Linked DNA regions of Homo sapiens: region 2 is linked to region 1. Evidence: read pairs that join two places in POLR2A ChIA-PET (ENCODE). Cell type or tissue: Caco-2. All regions are shown on one strand. Links, peaks and the distances in the headings refer to the core of each region. The heading gives the core; the rest is flanking DNA.

The links. Peaks named below come from ENCODE experiments on the same cell type or tissue, not always from the same donor. Only the 100,000 strongest peaks of a DNase experiment are listed, where the experiment ranks them.
Region 2: POLR2A ChIA-PET joins it to region 1 with 15 read pairs; 1 of 35 experiments calls an interaction of 5 or more read pairs at or near these places.

The regions. Positions count from the first base shown.
Region 1 is chr17:27,791,393-27,796,392 of GRCh38, reverse strand. All of the region lies in intron 2 of NOS2 (nitric oxide synthase 2), which reads left to right. Among named protein-coding and RNA genes, the nearest start is that of NOS2, 6.6 kb to the left of the region's middle. In Caco-2, for the core only: no CTCF peak of the experiment used is centred there; DNase peaks (open chromatin) are centred at 1,382, 1,972 and 2,632; H3K4me3 peaks cover 1,287 bases.
Region 2 is chr17:27,501,766-27,512,007 of GRCh38, reverse strand. The region is part of intron 1 of KSR1 (kinase suppressor of ras 1); the gene reads right to left. Among named protein-coding and RNA genes, the nearest start is that of KSR1, 50 kb to the right of the region's middle. RefSeq lists enhancers at 1-437, 5,126-5,335, 5,039-5,636, 7,531-7,825, 7,022-8,221. In Caco-2, for the core only: no CTCF peak of the experiment used is centred there; DNase peaks (open chromatin) are centred at 2,917 and 5,227.

The DNA of each region.
Region 1 (5,000 bases), core at 1-5,000:
CTGCAACCTCCACCTGCCAGGTTCAAGCGATTCTCCCACCTCAGCCTCCTGAGTAGCTGGGACTACAGGCATGTGCCACCACGCCTGGTTAATTTTTGTATTTTTAGTAGAGACGGTGTTTCACCATATTGGCCAGGCTGGTCTCGAACCCCTGACCTCAAGCAATTCTCCTGCCTTGGCCTCCCAAAGTGCTATTACAGGTGTGAGCCACCGCACCTAGGCTTCTTTTTTCTTTCCTTTTCTTTTCTCTCTTTCTCTCTCTCTTTTAAAGCTGAGAATCTTGCTCTGTTGTCCAGGCTGCCCTCGAACTCTGGGCCCTAGTGATCTATCTGCTGTCTTTCCGGATCACCCTGAATCTCCCAAAACCCTTACGGTGTTGGCTGCAGCCTTTAACCCTCATCCCCACACCCTCTAATAGCATTGCCAGTTATCCCTATGTCTTTGGGGGCTGACTTGTGTCTTTGGACCATTCAGGAAATATGAGTTCAGACTCCAGGGAGGGCCCTGAGCTGCAGTGGACATGTGACAAACCAGCTAACTTGACCATGTTTTTCCCCCTCCTCTTCATGCTGGGGTGGGCTGGCGGAAAGGATCCAGTCAGATAGAAGAGGGGATGAAGAAAAAAATATCACACATCAATTCATTCAACTCTCCCAACGATCCACAAGGAAGGAATTTTAGTTATCCCATTTTAAAGATGAGGACCCTGAAGCCCAGAAAGTTAAAGTAATTTTCAAGATCTCATAATTAGCAAATGACAGAGCTGGGATTCAGATCCAGGCAGTCCAGAGGGACCCCTGCATGGGGCTGCCACCTTTGTGTCCTGGGCATGTCACATTCCATTGACGAGTACATGCAGATGCCCACTCCCCTGGCTCTGTGCTGGGAGTTAAGATATCAATGAAACCCTTCTGCTCATCAGTGAATTGTTTGAGCCACTTATTACTTACATACACCACTGCTAAAAACAATAGATAACATTTATAAGGTCCTTAGTACTGTGTCAATAATGAGACAGGAACTATTATCCTTGTTTTACAAGATTGAGTGACTTACTGGAGGTCAATTCCTGGAAAATAGTGGAGCTAAGGTTTGAGTCAAGTCCAAACTCATAACATCTACACTATCTGTGCTCTCCCAGAGGGCCTACTGTGTGCTGCACTGTTCAAGAGACAGAGAAAAATGACCCAGTTCCTGCTGTCAGGAAGGAAACGGGGAAACGGATGTCTTCCTCGCTGGTTTGGGAGACGTACATGAAGAATGCGAGTTGGAGAAATTGTGTCAGGAGTAGGTGGGATGGAGTGTAGACAGGAGGTCGTAGTTGTGGGTGTACTGGGACCGTGCTAGAGGCCTCTGCTGGGGAGACTGCAGAGGTGCCTGGGCAGGCTGTAGTGTGGGGAGGAGTTGGGGGGAGGAGGTGGGTCCACCCAGAGTGCAACATCCACTCAGGTGAGGGAGGGGTGATGTTACTGGAAGAGGAAGCAGCCGTGCAAAGGGGATTTCATCCTGAAAGCAATGAGAGCCAATGAATATATTTTGATTTTAAAAAGTAATTTTCTAATCTGTTCAGGTGTCATGAAACCAAGAGCCTATTCTAAGTGACTGGTGATTCTATACCTTCGTAAACAATTAGGAAATGAGCATGGTGTGTGTGTGTGTGTGTGTGTGTGTGTGTGTGCGCGTGTGTGTGTACGCATGTGTGTATTTTAGGGACAAAGGCAAATGTGGGAGCATCTAGGTGAAGACACATGGAATTCAGAACCAAGTCGAGCTATGTGTTGCTTGCTGGGCTGCAGTTGGCTAGAAATAAATATGTGCCCTCTTTCATTCTGCTTTAACTGGGGTTCGGGATTTAATGTGCTTGCATACTGCCAGAAGGGCCCCCTGCATGTTGAGGTCCAGGGCTGCTGCCCCATCTGGGTCTGGACCCTACCTGTTATCTTGCTTGAGATAAGGAGCACCTTACAGGCGGAGCAAAGTCAGGAGGCTCTGCGCAGTCCAGGTAGCAAGGACAAGGGGCCTGCAAGGCACCGGAAGGGGCTTACGATCCCTCCTGCAATATTCCTACTAGAAGTCACCCCTAACCCAGTGCTTTCTTTGGTTTCTTTTCTGGAATCGCACAGAACATGCTGTATGTAACAAGTAATATAACACTTCCCGGGACAGCCTTGTGAGGTGGTGTGAGCTTAGGCTGGGCTGTGGTCCTGGGGCTGCTGTGTGGCCCTGGACAAGATCCTTAATCTCTCTGGCCCCAGCTAATGCCTCAATAAAGTGGAGATGACAACGTAGAGCTGTCTGCTTAACGAGACTGGACGAAATGACAGAAAGGAAATTTGCTCTGTAAACTAGAAAGCACCGCGCAATGGTGGTAATTATCATAAGCTTTATTGCGATTTTATGGGGAATAAACAAACACGAGGCCCAACACGACCCGGGCATCTTAGCCCAGACACAGTCCAGTGCCATCCAAACTCCGCGGCAGACGCCGGCTGCGGGCCCCTGGGTGCTTGGGTCCCGGGATCGCCGGGGAAGGCAGGGAAGGAGGGGCAGCTCGGCCCGGGACATCGCGTGGGTGAAGAGCCCCCGCCGCTGCTCGGCTCGCCCCGCCCCCGGGGCGGGGGCTGCAGGCTCCGAGCGATAAAGCGCGGGCGCTGGGAGGCGCGTGGAGCCAGCGGAGCTGCGCCTAAGGAGCCGGGCCATGCGCGAGGGGCTGGGCGCGGCGTGCGAGGCCGCCGGGCCCCGGCTGTGCAGGCTGCTCTGCAGGATCCTCCGGCCGAAGCCTGACTGCTGCCCGCGCAGAGCCAGGTACCCCGCGGGCCGAAGTCCGCCCTGGGAGGGAAGCGGTGGGCTCCGAGCCCGGGCGGGGCCCCATCTCTCTCTGGGAGAAATCGGAGGGCGGGGATGTGCGCTCTGTGGGATTCCTGAGGGTTTACTAAAAGCGTTTTCCTCTTTTAGAACGCTTGAGAGGTCGCAATTCAGGAGCCCAGGCGGCCCAGAGAAACCCCCCATGCACTATGAGAGGCGTCTATGCGGGTTCAGTTGCGCTGCGAATGTTTCAGCACTTGGGAGCTTTTGAAATTTTTCAGCACTGGGGTTGAAAGTTGCTACACTCTTTGGATCAAATATGGTTAAGAGAGCAAGGAGGTTCTTGTTTCACAAATGAGATCCATTTCCCAGGGCGCCATCCCCCCCACCCTCCCCATCTGTCCCCACCACCACTCTTGGTGTAAGGCGAGGTAAACAGGCAGGGAGGCGTCGGAACCGCAGGGGAATCTGGCCCCCAGGTCAGCCCAGGCAAGCCACAGTCTGCAGCTGTGACCGGCTCGGCTGGTCAAGGGCTTGTAGAAAGTTCTGGGTCTAAGCAAGCCACCACACTCACAGCACTCCCCACGCCCCCGACCCCTTTTTTTGATAGGGTCTCACTCTGTCACCCAGGCGACAGTGGCGCCGTCTCGGTTCACCGTAGCCTCCACCTCCAGGGCTCAGGTGATCCTCCCACCTTAGCCTCCTGAGTAGCTGGGACTACAGGCGCGCATCACCACACACTTGGCACCTTTTTTTTTTTTTTTTTTTTTTTGTAGAGATAGGGTTTCACCATGTTGCCCAGGCTGGTCTTGAACTCCTGGGCTCGAGTGATCCGCCCACCTCGGCCTTCCAAAGTGCTGAGATGACAGGTGTCAGCCACCGCGCCCAGCTGCCAGCACTCTCTTTGAATGCAGGTCCTTGAGGGTCCTCAGGACCCCGCACAGCTGTGGGTTTAGTCAAATTGCACGAGCGTCTGCGGGGTCAGAATCAACAATGTGATAATTTGGAAAGAAGTGTCCAGATTCTGAAGGTGCTCACCTGGAGTCTGGTCACCCTGTCACCCTGTCTCCCAGCAGCCAGCCAGAAGAAATGGTGTGGGAGGGGACTTGGGCAAAACTTTGTTTATTCATTTTTCAAATTTAAAGAATTGTCCAATTATGAAAGGAATTCATTGTCACTGTAAAAAGTTGGAAGATGTGGAAAAGTATAAGAAAAGTTAAATTGCCTATGATCTTATCACTTAATGCTAGTCACTGTTAACATTTACTAACATTCCCTCGAGGTGTTTTTCTGTGCTTGTACGCACACACACACACACAGCCAGCATCAGACTGTGTATACAGTTTAAGGCATTATTTATATGAGGGCAAAACTAGACACAGTCTAACATCCAGCCATGGACAATGGGACCAGGCTAATCGTGGCCCATCTGTAGAGTGGATTTTTAGCCAACTTTTAAAAGTGATACTTTTTAATATATGGGGTAAAATGATTATGTTAAATGTACAAAGACATTGCTTCTCAATCTAAACAGTACTGTAGATGTTTCTGGTCTGAAGCTTCTGAAATTGTCCAACTCTACTTCCAGAAGTAAGTGAGAGGAAGCAAGAATGGGTGCAGGGTGGGTGCTGGGGTGAGGGGGAATGGCAAAAGAGCAAGAGGGGCAGTTGTCCCCTGGGGACCCCATCCCCCATACATCTTCCTATTGAAGCAGCCCCATGGTGACTGCTCAGCCATGGCTTATCTGTTCTGAATATCCAGATTGCCATATATATATATATTTTTGTTTTGTTTTGTTTTGTTTTGTTTTGTTTTTTTCTGGCAGGCCACACCAGTCTAGACCAGGTGTGTTAAAGAAAAAAGTATTCAATGATACTTGTTAAAGAACAGTATGGAAGTCTTTATTTAGGACCATCTCAATAGGTACAGGGACCTACTGCAGTGGGGTCTGGCAGTGGAGGAGAGAGATTGGGCCCAAATCCAAATACAGCAGGAGCAAGTGGGAATTTATAGCCAAGGATCAGGGTGGGGTCTGTGGATGGAAAATTACCAAGAAAAACTTCAGGCATAGGGGGAATTCTGCCTCACCCAACCTAACAGGATTCTTGCTTAGGACAGGCTAAGGTGATCAGACATCGCCTGGGGGAGGATGGAGGATGAGGACCCTGATCAGATGGGGAGGACGACAAGCTATC
Region 2 (10,242 bases), core at 2,538-7,537, 290 kb after region 1:
ATGACTACTATCAATTGCACAAAGCCACTTGGGCTCTGCTATCCTAGAAAGTCCACATCAATCAGAGTATTCTCCCTGATGAGCAAGCTTACACTTCAGCAGATGTTTGTCGGGTGTGCTTATCCTAACACCAAAAACTAGTTTTAAGAATTGCCACGTGTGGCAGGAAGCAAACAAACCTGGATGCTTGCAGCTCATCACACCAACGGTCTCGCCGGTGAGACGGGATGCAGAGGAGTCTGACCCTGAGAGCCCCCTCACCTAGGCAACCCTGCTTGGGCACTGAAAAGGTTTGCCTCAGGAACCTCCATTTCCTAAGCTGACCAAGCTGCCTCTAAATCACACATTCTCCCTATGCAGATACCTCAGCCATGGAGCCACAGCCCAGCCCTGCCAGCCCAGAAGCATCCCACTCCCACCTCGCCCCAGGTCCTGCAGGAAACTTGGCCCAACGCTCCACAGGCCCCTCCTGAGTGGGGTCTAACTGCTCCAGAGAGCAGGCTGTTTTCTTGTCTTTCTCAGTTCCAGATTCCAAGTGACCAACAATGCTCCCCCTCCCTACCTTCTGGCACTGTTCAGTTTCTTCCCAGCCAAGTACAGACAGCCCTCAATGCGCAGCAGCACCCACCCTCCACACTCTCCCAGCCTTCTACCTCTCCACACTGGTGAGCAAGTGCACCTCCAGAGCACTCAGACTGGAAGAAAGGTAAGAGGCTTCTGGCTCTGAGATGTCATGACAGTCCAGTCAGCTGCCTGCCAGTGTTCCAGCCCCAGCCAGGCGTCCCCACGTTTCTTGGCCTACCTCTTCACAGCCAAACATTCTGCAGGAGCAAGATGCACTAGAATCTCTAGCCAGGAAACTCCTCACCCTTCTCACTTTTTTCCTAAGAAAGAAGTAAACAGCAGAGGAAGTGGACAGAAAAGGTGTTTTTAGAGCTTCTAGACTGTTTTTCCAAGAGCTGTGTGCAGTGTGCACAGGCAGGCTCATCCCCACCTTCTGAGACTCTGTCTTCTCAGATGGGGATAATAGCTTTCTCCCTGCTCTCAAGACAGTTGTGAGAATCAAGGAATGGGGAACATGCTACATGGCTCCTGGGTGGTACGGCGCTCCATACCAAGATAACTCTGGCTCAGAAGGGTGCCTGGCAGGCAATGCGGGATGCTCAGAGGAGGATCAAAGTGCATTTGCTGCAGAGAATTGAGCCAGGAAATGGTTATCTGTACACTTTTAAAAGACATTAGATAAGCATTCTTGGTAGGCTTCTGCCAAGCACATCATACCCCCAACCCATGCATTTGGAAAAATGAACCAGCAAGAGAGCATCTGCTCTGAACGGACGGCAGTGCAGCCTCACTCAAATCCTCTCAAATGCCCTATTTCACAGACGATGGCACTGAGGCTTGGGGAGGTTAAGTTACCTAAATTACCTTAAGCTAAGGCCACTCAGCTCTTCGGTGTTAGGACTTAGATTTCTCTCTAGCTCCCACACTCTTTCCAATTTCATCGTGTCTAAAAACCATCCATTAAACTACACAAAATGACCACTCATGCTGGTACCTCATGCTTTATTGGCAACCAAGCCTTTTTACGTCTACTCACTCGGTCCTTATAACTCTTCAGTGAATAAGTTTTATCACCACCAACACTCCCTTTTAGAGATGAGGGAAACTGAGGCTCATTGAGGTGAAGTGACGTGCCAGAGGTCACTGGGATAACCACGGTCAGGAAGAGCCCTGGTGGGGCAGCACCGCCACCTTCCCAGTCTAATCAGGGATGGTTTTTCCAGAGTCTTGGTTCTGCCACAACTCACGGCCCTCAGAAGAAAGGATCAGAAGTCCATGGAAAAAGGGAAAACCAGAAAGGTTCTCTCCGGACAAGGTGCAGCAAGCTTTGAGGCAGGGCCCAGGTGAACTTGTGTGAAGAGAGAGATTCCCCAGTTCCCAAGTGCCAAGAGGAGGGACAAGGTGAAGTGCTGGCACTTAGGGTACTACCCTCCTCAGGCCCCCAAAACTAGGATTATATGATGAACTCCACTACCTCTGAGCCAAGTCTGCCCACCTCTAGGTAAGGAGATTAAAGCCAAGGCTGGGTATTGCCCCTGCTCGCCCAACGTGGCCTCTCACACACAATGAAGGGCTCTGGCTTTTATTTTATTTATTTATTTTTTGAGACAGGGTCTTGTTCTGTTGCCCAGGCTGGAGTGCAATGGCACAAACACAACTCACTGCAGCCTCAAGTTCCTGGGCTCAGGCAATCCTCCAACCTCAGCCTCCTAAGTAGCTGGGACTATAAGCATGCACAACCACATCCAGCTATTTTGTTTTTTGTTGTTGTTTGTTTGTTTTAAACTAGAGACAAACTCTCCCTGTGTAGCCCAGGCTGGCCTCAAACTCCTGGGTTCAAAAGATCCTCCTGAGTCGCCAGGCGTGGTGGCTCACGCCTGTAATCCTAGCACTTTGGGAGGCCGAGGTGGGCAGATCACGAGGTCAGGAGATCAAGACCATCCTGACTAACATGGTGAAACCCCGTCTCTCCTAAAAATACAAAAAATAGCCGGGCGTGGTGGCAGGTGCCTGTAGTCCCAGCTACCCGGGAGGCTGAGGCAGGAGAATGGCGTGAACCCGGGAGGCAGAGCTTGCAGTGAGCCAAGATCGCACCACTGCACCCCAGCCTGGGCAACAAAGCGAAACTCTGTCTCAAAAAAACAAAAAAAAAAGATCCTCCTGACTCAGCCTCCCAAAGTGCTAGGATTACAGGCATGAGCCACTGCACCCAGACTGCTCTGGCTTCTTTAATATTTATTTGGTATTTAAAAGCCACTTGGCCTAGGAAGCAGGGTTGCAGAAAAATGCCTGGAATGTAGGAAACTGTTCTTTCCTTGCTCACTCTGCAGAGGATCCACTGGAGCATCAGGCCTGGCTGCCCAAACCCTCTGCACCTGGCTTCTCTGCTGGGTCTGTTCAAACTTCAGGCCCAGGCTGGGAACGGTGGCTCATGCCTGTAATCCCAGCACTTTGGGAGGTCAAGGTGGGTGGATCACCTGAGGTCAAGAGTTTGAAACCAGCCTGGCCAACATGGTGAAACCCTATCTCTACTAAAAATACAAAAAGTTAGCCAGGCATGGTGGCAGGCATCTGTAATCCCAGCTACTTGGGTGGCTGAGGCAGGAGAATCACTTGAACCCGGGAGGTGGAGGTTACAATGAGCCGAGATCACGCCATTGCACTCCAGCCTGGGCAACAGAGCAAGACTCTACCTCAATAAATAAATAAATAAATAAATAAATAAATAAATAAAAAAAATTCAGGCCCAAACCTAGGAAAGAGGGCCCAGTGAAGACAGGCTGAATCTCAAGCCTGTGTTTGTCCCTGCCCTTCCTGCACCTCCTGTGAGCAAGTGTCCAGTCCCCTTTGTTTTCATCAGGAAACTGAGGGTTGGAGAGAAGAGGCAATAAGCCCAGAGAGGAGTGATGTGGGGCAAAGAGCATGATCTTGAGTCAGAGAGGGGCTTCACTACAAGCTCCTGCCACTTACAAATAGCAGGACTCCAGGCTAGTATGTTACAACTTAGGCCCTTGATGATCCTCATCTGCAAAATGGACATCACAGCACCTTCCAGGTCAGTGGGAGGATTCAGAGGGATGATAAAAGTTCCCAGCATAGGGCTTGGCAGGCCATAGGCACCCAGTCAATGATAACCATTATTCTAACTGCTCAGAGCCAGGATTCCACACAGGGCTCATGGCTTCCTCTGTCCAGTTAGACACATTCAAACCCATGTCCACGCCTCCAAAGTCCACCCTAACAAGCCACTCCACCCCAACAGAAGCTCCCTCAGTAACCTAACTTGCTGACCCAAGACCCCAGAGTAATGTATTAGCAGGGTGGCTGCCACAGTGAACACTGCCCAGGGCACTTGCTCCTTTGTAATCAAGGTGGCAGGTTGGGGAGCAGGAGACTGGGGGCACGTGGGAGATTAGGGAGGTACCCAGATGGGTTTCATTTCTCCCCTCTGAAGCCAAGATAGCCCCTTCTAGGGCAGGACAGCAGCTGCCAGGCTACACGCTCTAGAATAAGACTATCCAAGAGATGTACTTGGTATGTTCTAGTAGCCATATTAAAAGCCAAACAAAGGCCAGGCACAGTAGCTCACACCTGTAATCCCAGCACTTTGGGACGCTGACGCAGGTGGATCACCTGAGGTTGGGAGTTCGAGATCAGCCTGACCAACATGGAGAAACCCTTTCTCTACTAAAAATACAAATTAGCCAGGCGTGGTGGCTCATGCCTGTAATCCCAGCTACTGGGGAGGCTAAGGCAGAAGAATCACTTGAACCCGGGAGGTGGAGGTTACGGTGAGCCAAGATCGCACCATTGCACTCTAGCCTGGGCAACAGGAGTGAAATTCTGTCTCAAAAAAAAAAAAAAAAAAAAAAAAAAAAAAGCCAAACAATAAAGATTTTAATGATCTATTTTATTTAATCAAACATACCCAAAATATCACTTCAACACATAATCACACAAAACATACAAAAATAAATATAAAACATTAAAAATATATATATTTTTTCCTTCGAGACAAAGTCTTGCTCTGACACCCAGGCTAGAGTGCAGTGGCATGATCTTGGCTCACTGCAACCTCCACCTCCCGGGTTCAAGCAATTCTTCTGCCTCAGCCTCCCCAGTAGCTGGGATTACAGGCCCCTGCCACCAGGCCTGGCTAATTTTTGTATTTTTAGTAGAGACGGGGTTTCACCATGTTGGCCAGGCTGGTCTTGAATTCCTGACCTCGTAATCTGCCTGCCTCGGCCTCCCAAAGTGCTGGAATTATAGGCATGAGCCACCTTGCCCAGCCTAAAGAGATCTTTTACATTCTTTTGTTCATATTGTCTTCTGAATCCACCAAGCATTTTTACACTGCACACCCCGACTAGGACTAGCCACAGCCTCAGTGCTGAGAAGCCACATGTGGCTGATGGCTACCGCATTGGAAAAAGCAGAATGAACATTTCAATTATTGCAGAAAGTTCTAGACAGTGCAGCTGACCTTTTTCATCAGATCCCGAGATTTGAGGGGTGGGAGGCTGGCATGTGTGCGGCTCTTCTCTCTGAATTACCAGAGGGACCAACTTCTCTGACAGCTGGGGGCTGACAGGAAATACCTGTTTGTCAGGCTATGAAAAAGCTTTCCCCTCGGTCTTCCTCAGGCTTGGGCAGGGCTGGGGGTTTCCATGACTCATGACACCTGCGGAGCCCAAAGCATCCCCTAGGGAGCTGAACCAACACTCGCACCACAGAAAAATGCAGCTTGGGGGTGGGAGGAGGGGGTGGGAGGGGGAGATGGGAGATAAAGGCTGGACAAATCCCCAAGAACACCAAGTTACCAACTGCAAAGGGAAGACTCCAGGGGACTCCCAGCTGCCGGCCCGCAAGTCTGCTCTCTCCAGAGATGACCAAGAAGGGGAGGTGGAAATCACCGAAATGTGCAACCCCAGACACAGGTTGGACAAATCCAACTACATCCACATAATCGAGTATCAGGCAGTGCTTAAAAACTCTACAGTGAACATCTACAACTAATAATAAAAACTACGCTTTGTTAAACAACCACATCGAGCTAGAATGTTTACCTAAACTACCTCTTGTAATTATTGCAGTGGAGTCATGAGTTAGGGTAGTATTATTCCCATGCTACGAGAGAAAGTGAGGGTGAGGTTCCTCAAACTAAAATTCACTTAAGCAAGATGGTCCAGCCAGCAAGGGGCCAAGGCCACACTGAGCCAAAGCCCCTCAGACTCCAAAACCCAAAACCGACCTTATTACTACACTATTGCCTTCCCGTGGTGTTTTTGGGGCAGAGGAGGTGAATCAGATACATATCCACCTGCAGACAAGGACAAAGAGGGAGCATAGAAATATGAAAAGTTTGGTTAGGTGGGGGCCCTGAACCAGTTGTTTTTACATTCTTATGGTGTGTAGGCAATGCATCGTTTTTTAAAGGCTATCTTCTAGGAAAAGAAAAAAATGAGAAAAGTACCAAGAACATCAACTATGCACAAGCCATCCTGGTCACCCCTGAGGTCTGATGCCCCATGCTCCCCCATAGTGGGTGGGCTGAGACTAGAACCACGGTGCTTCAAGTAAGATTGAAAACACATACACTGTTTCTATCAAAGAACCAACTGGAAGCATGGTTGATGGCAACCCCTTGGTGACACCAATACCTGGTACAAAATGGAAGAAACATCAACAAAAAATATTAACAGCAAACATGTGTATGATATGCCAGCACTGGTATAAGCATTCTGCCTATGGTAATTACACTAACTTATTTAAGACGCACAATAACTCTCCTGAGGGAGATACTGCTACCATCCCCATTTTACTGATAAAGCAACTGAATCACAGGGAGATCGCAGCTTGCTCAAGACCACACAGCCAGGGAGTGGCAAAGCTGGGATTCAAACCCAAGCAGTCTGGCTCCAGAGCAGGGCTGTTTGCCGTATTGCCTCTCTTAGAGCACTAATAACAAACCTCTGCTGCCTGCATCCGAGCAAATCACCCAGCTCAGGTGGAGACTGCAGGCAGGCACCTTCTTGGATGAAGAACTAATCCCTCCTGGGTTAATGAGGACAGAGAAGGGGCAGAGTCACAGGAAGCATGCATGCGCAGGCCTGTGGACCCTGGGGGATGGCCATCTCAGGGGCAAACGGGTTGCACTGTAGAGCCCACAACGAGTTCAGGTCAACCCCTCGGTCTGGGAGCACCCAGAACCAGGAGGTGAGAGAACAGCTCCCTCTCACTGGCCAGCTCCCAGAGGATTCAAACGGACTATCCTCCTGAAGTGTCATAGCCCGTGGCCATAGTCAGCAGGTACTGATTCCACAGGTGCTATCAGAGCTGTCCCAGGGCTCCCGTCCCAATCCCTCTCAAGGTAAGAGTTCCCTGAAGATCTGAACCATCCCTTTCTGACCCATAAGGGCATCTTTCCCTGGCTTTATGGGACAGAGCCCTCCCACATGCTTACCTTAGTGGAAGACAGGCAGAGCTTTCCAGATTATGCCCGTTTTATAGACAGGAACACTGAGGCACCTGGGAGTGTAAGTCAAGCTGACTTTGCTCTGTGCTGCTGGGAACAGCTCTGGCTCTGGGCCAGGATAAGCCGGCTCCTGGCACTAAATCATTATTCTCCAAGCCGCTGAAGGAGATGAGCATAATTCATGAGCCTTCAGTGCACTTCCTGCAAAGGAGCAGCCCTCCCAAGGGCACGTGCTACTCAGGTAAGGCAGCATCTGCTCAGGCAGATGGCGGCAGGGATGTCCTCTCAGGGAAGGCATCCCCCCGCCACAGTGCTCCTCCCTCATGGAGTCCCTCAGGACTGCGGTGCTTCCTGCCCATGTGAAACTCAGAGAGAAGTGAGAAATGTCCAGCCCTTCTCCCTGCCCAGGCCCCATCCCCGTCTGTACCCACCCTTCAAGCAGGCTCCAGGGTCTCTGCCGGCCTCCTCAGGTCATCTCTTTCCCCGGAACCCTCAAACCCCACAGCTGCACCCCATCATGGCACTGCTCACTGTCTGCCTTCTCCCCCCCATATCCCAACTCACTCAACAAACGTGACTGTGCCACAGCCTGCGAGAGGCCCTGGGAAGGTAAAGACAGACTTTGCCCTGGAAATATTCACAGACCTGCAACTGAGTTGAAACCACTGACTGAGGTGGGTAAGAATGGCCGGCTGACTGCGGACCAGCCTCACAGAGCCAGGCTGGGCACAGCTGCTGGATCCCGGCAGGTGCCTTCACAGATGTTTGGGTAAGTCATTAAACCTCTCCAGACCTCAGAGACTCATCTTTTAAACTCCCTTCCATTTCTTCTATGAAGCAACCTGCCAGGGTCTCTATACTTCCCACGGGGCCAAGCACAACATCTTCACTATAGGAAACAACCCATAAAATACTGGATGCTTGGGCTTTTATCCACAGTATCCAGATACCCACCTGCCTAATCCAAATGCCAACTTCTTGTTTTGTTCTTCTTAGAGTACATCTGTCAGGATTGCATAGGCTATGCCATGGTAACAAACAACTCCCAAATCCCAGTAGTATAAACAACAGAGGTTACCTCTCATTCATACTACGTGTTCATCGTGAGTTGACTAGGAGCTCCGACCCGCACCTCCTTACACCAGGACTAGGCTGACGGCGCCTCCACCATCTAGGAGCACGAGAGGGTAGGAGGAAGGAATGTGGCAAATCACATGAGCACTAAAAGTTTCCCCACTTTAATGTCATGTTTCTTTCTGCTCATAGTTCACTGGTCAAAACAAGTCACACATCCACACCTAACTGAAGAAGGTAGGAGAGTGCAATGCTTCCACGTGCTCAGTAGAAAGACAACCAGAAATAGATGGGAACTGCACCAACGACCACAAGCAGGATTTGAGCAGGAGTTAACGATACCAAACTGGACAAAAGGCTGAATATGATTTTGTCTTCTCTTTAGATCAGAGAATCTCGAACTTCTGACCTCAAGTGATTTGCCCACCTCGGCCTCCCAAAGTGCTGGGATTAGAGGCAGGAGCCACCCGGCCTAGATCAGAGAATCTCAACCTTGCACTATTAACATTTGGGGACAGATAATTCTTTGTTGCAGGAGGTCCTGTGCATCACAAGGTGTTGAACAGCACAGCATCCCTGGCCTCTACCCACGAGATGCTGGTGGCAAACTCCCTCTCCAAATTGTGACAACCAAAAATGTCTCCAGACATTGCCAAATGTCCCTGGAGGACAAAAATTACCTCTAGTTGAGAACCTCTGCTTTAGACTTACAAGAAGTATACTCTTTATTAAAGAGCAAAGAAAATAATGACATCACCCTCCTCCCTCAAAATATCTTACTCAGAACTCTCTTAAGAGACAGTTTTCTCATCTGCAATATAAGAATGCTGGTACCCACCTCAAAGGGTCGTTGTGAGGATTCAACAGGCAAATGCCTTTAGAGCACTCAGCCCAGGCACATGGTAAATGGTAAGGGTGAGGCAGCAGTGGCATTGCCTGTCAGTAACTGGGGCTCACTGTGTTACTGTTACCATCAGCACAGCTGCTAGCATTACTGTCCGTGAGAAGTGATGGGAACAGCCAGGCAGAGATTTCTTTTTCAGAGAGCCAAGGGAGCCACTCGCTTGGCCCAAGGTCATCCTGGCCCCAGACAGGAATCCAACGCTGGAAGGCTGCTGCAGAATTCTTGCCATTTGCACCCCAGCCCCCAACAACTGAAGTCAAACGACATCTGTGCCGTGATTACGGTTGAGGTAGGTTCTGGAATGTGCTGACGCTCAAGTGTGAGCAAGCACAGAAAGATGAAAAACCAGTGCCTGCCCCCGAGGAGGGCTCCTGACATGGGACTAGGTCACCCACAAGCCTACAATGACCACTTGTGAGGCTGCACGTGGCTTGAGGCCGGCCTCTGCCTTTTCACCAAGGGCTAGAGAATGGAAGGAGAGGATGGAGTCGATTTTAAATTAGCAAAAGGAAAAGATTGTACAGGGAAAATGTCATATTTTAAGACATTAAGTTTTGACAGATGGCCTCACATGTAAGACAGGGTCTCGGAATCAGGGAGGGGATACTTCAGGGTCATCAAGCCCACTCTCCCTCCACCCACTGGGGGATTCCTCTTGCGGTGTTGATGGACAGCCACCTTGTCTTCGCAGGACCACTTCCAAAGACAAGCCTCAGGATGGTCGAGGCTACACCGGATGCTTCTGACAGGCATACAGCTTTCTCCCCTCCACAGTGGTTTATGACAACTGGCTCCAGAATCAGCAGACCTGGCTTGGAATTCCAGCTCTGCCATTTCCTAGCTGAAAGGCTCTGCCAAGTTCTCAGCCCCTTGCTCACTCTTCAGAGCCATCAGCTGTCATGCAGTCTGAGCCCTTGGCTAAGGTACCAATCAAGGAGGCAGGCATGGAGGCACAATCCAGCCTACATAATCTCCACCAAGCCCAGTACCTGGCACAGTCCACCTGAGGGACAACTTTCAGTAATTTGTGCAAAGTCTGCATGCTCTGCTACAGCAGCCCACCTGACCCTCAATTCCTTTACCTCGAAATGTTTCCTAAATCTCCATCAAGTTATTATGAGAACTAACGACAATGTATGGAAAGTATTTAGCAGTGTCTGGAACAGCAATCATTGTGATGAAAATTATAACAAGCTGGGTGCAGCGGCTCACGCCTGTAATCCCA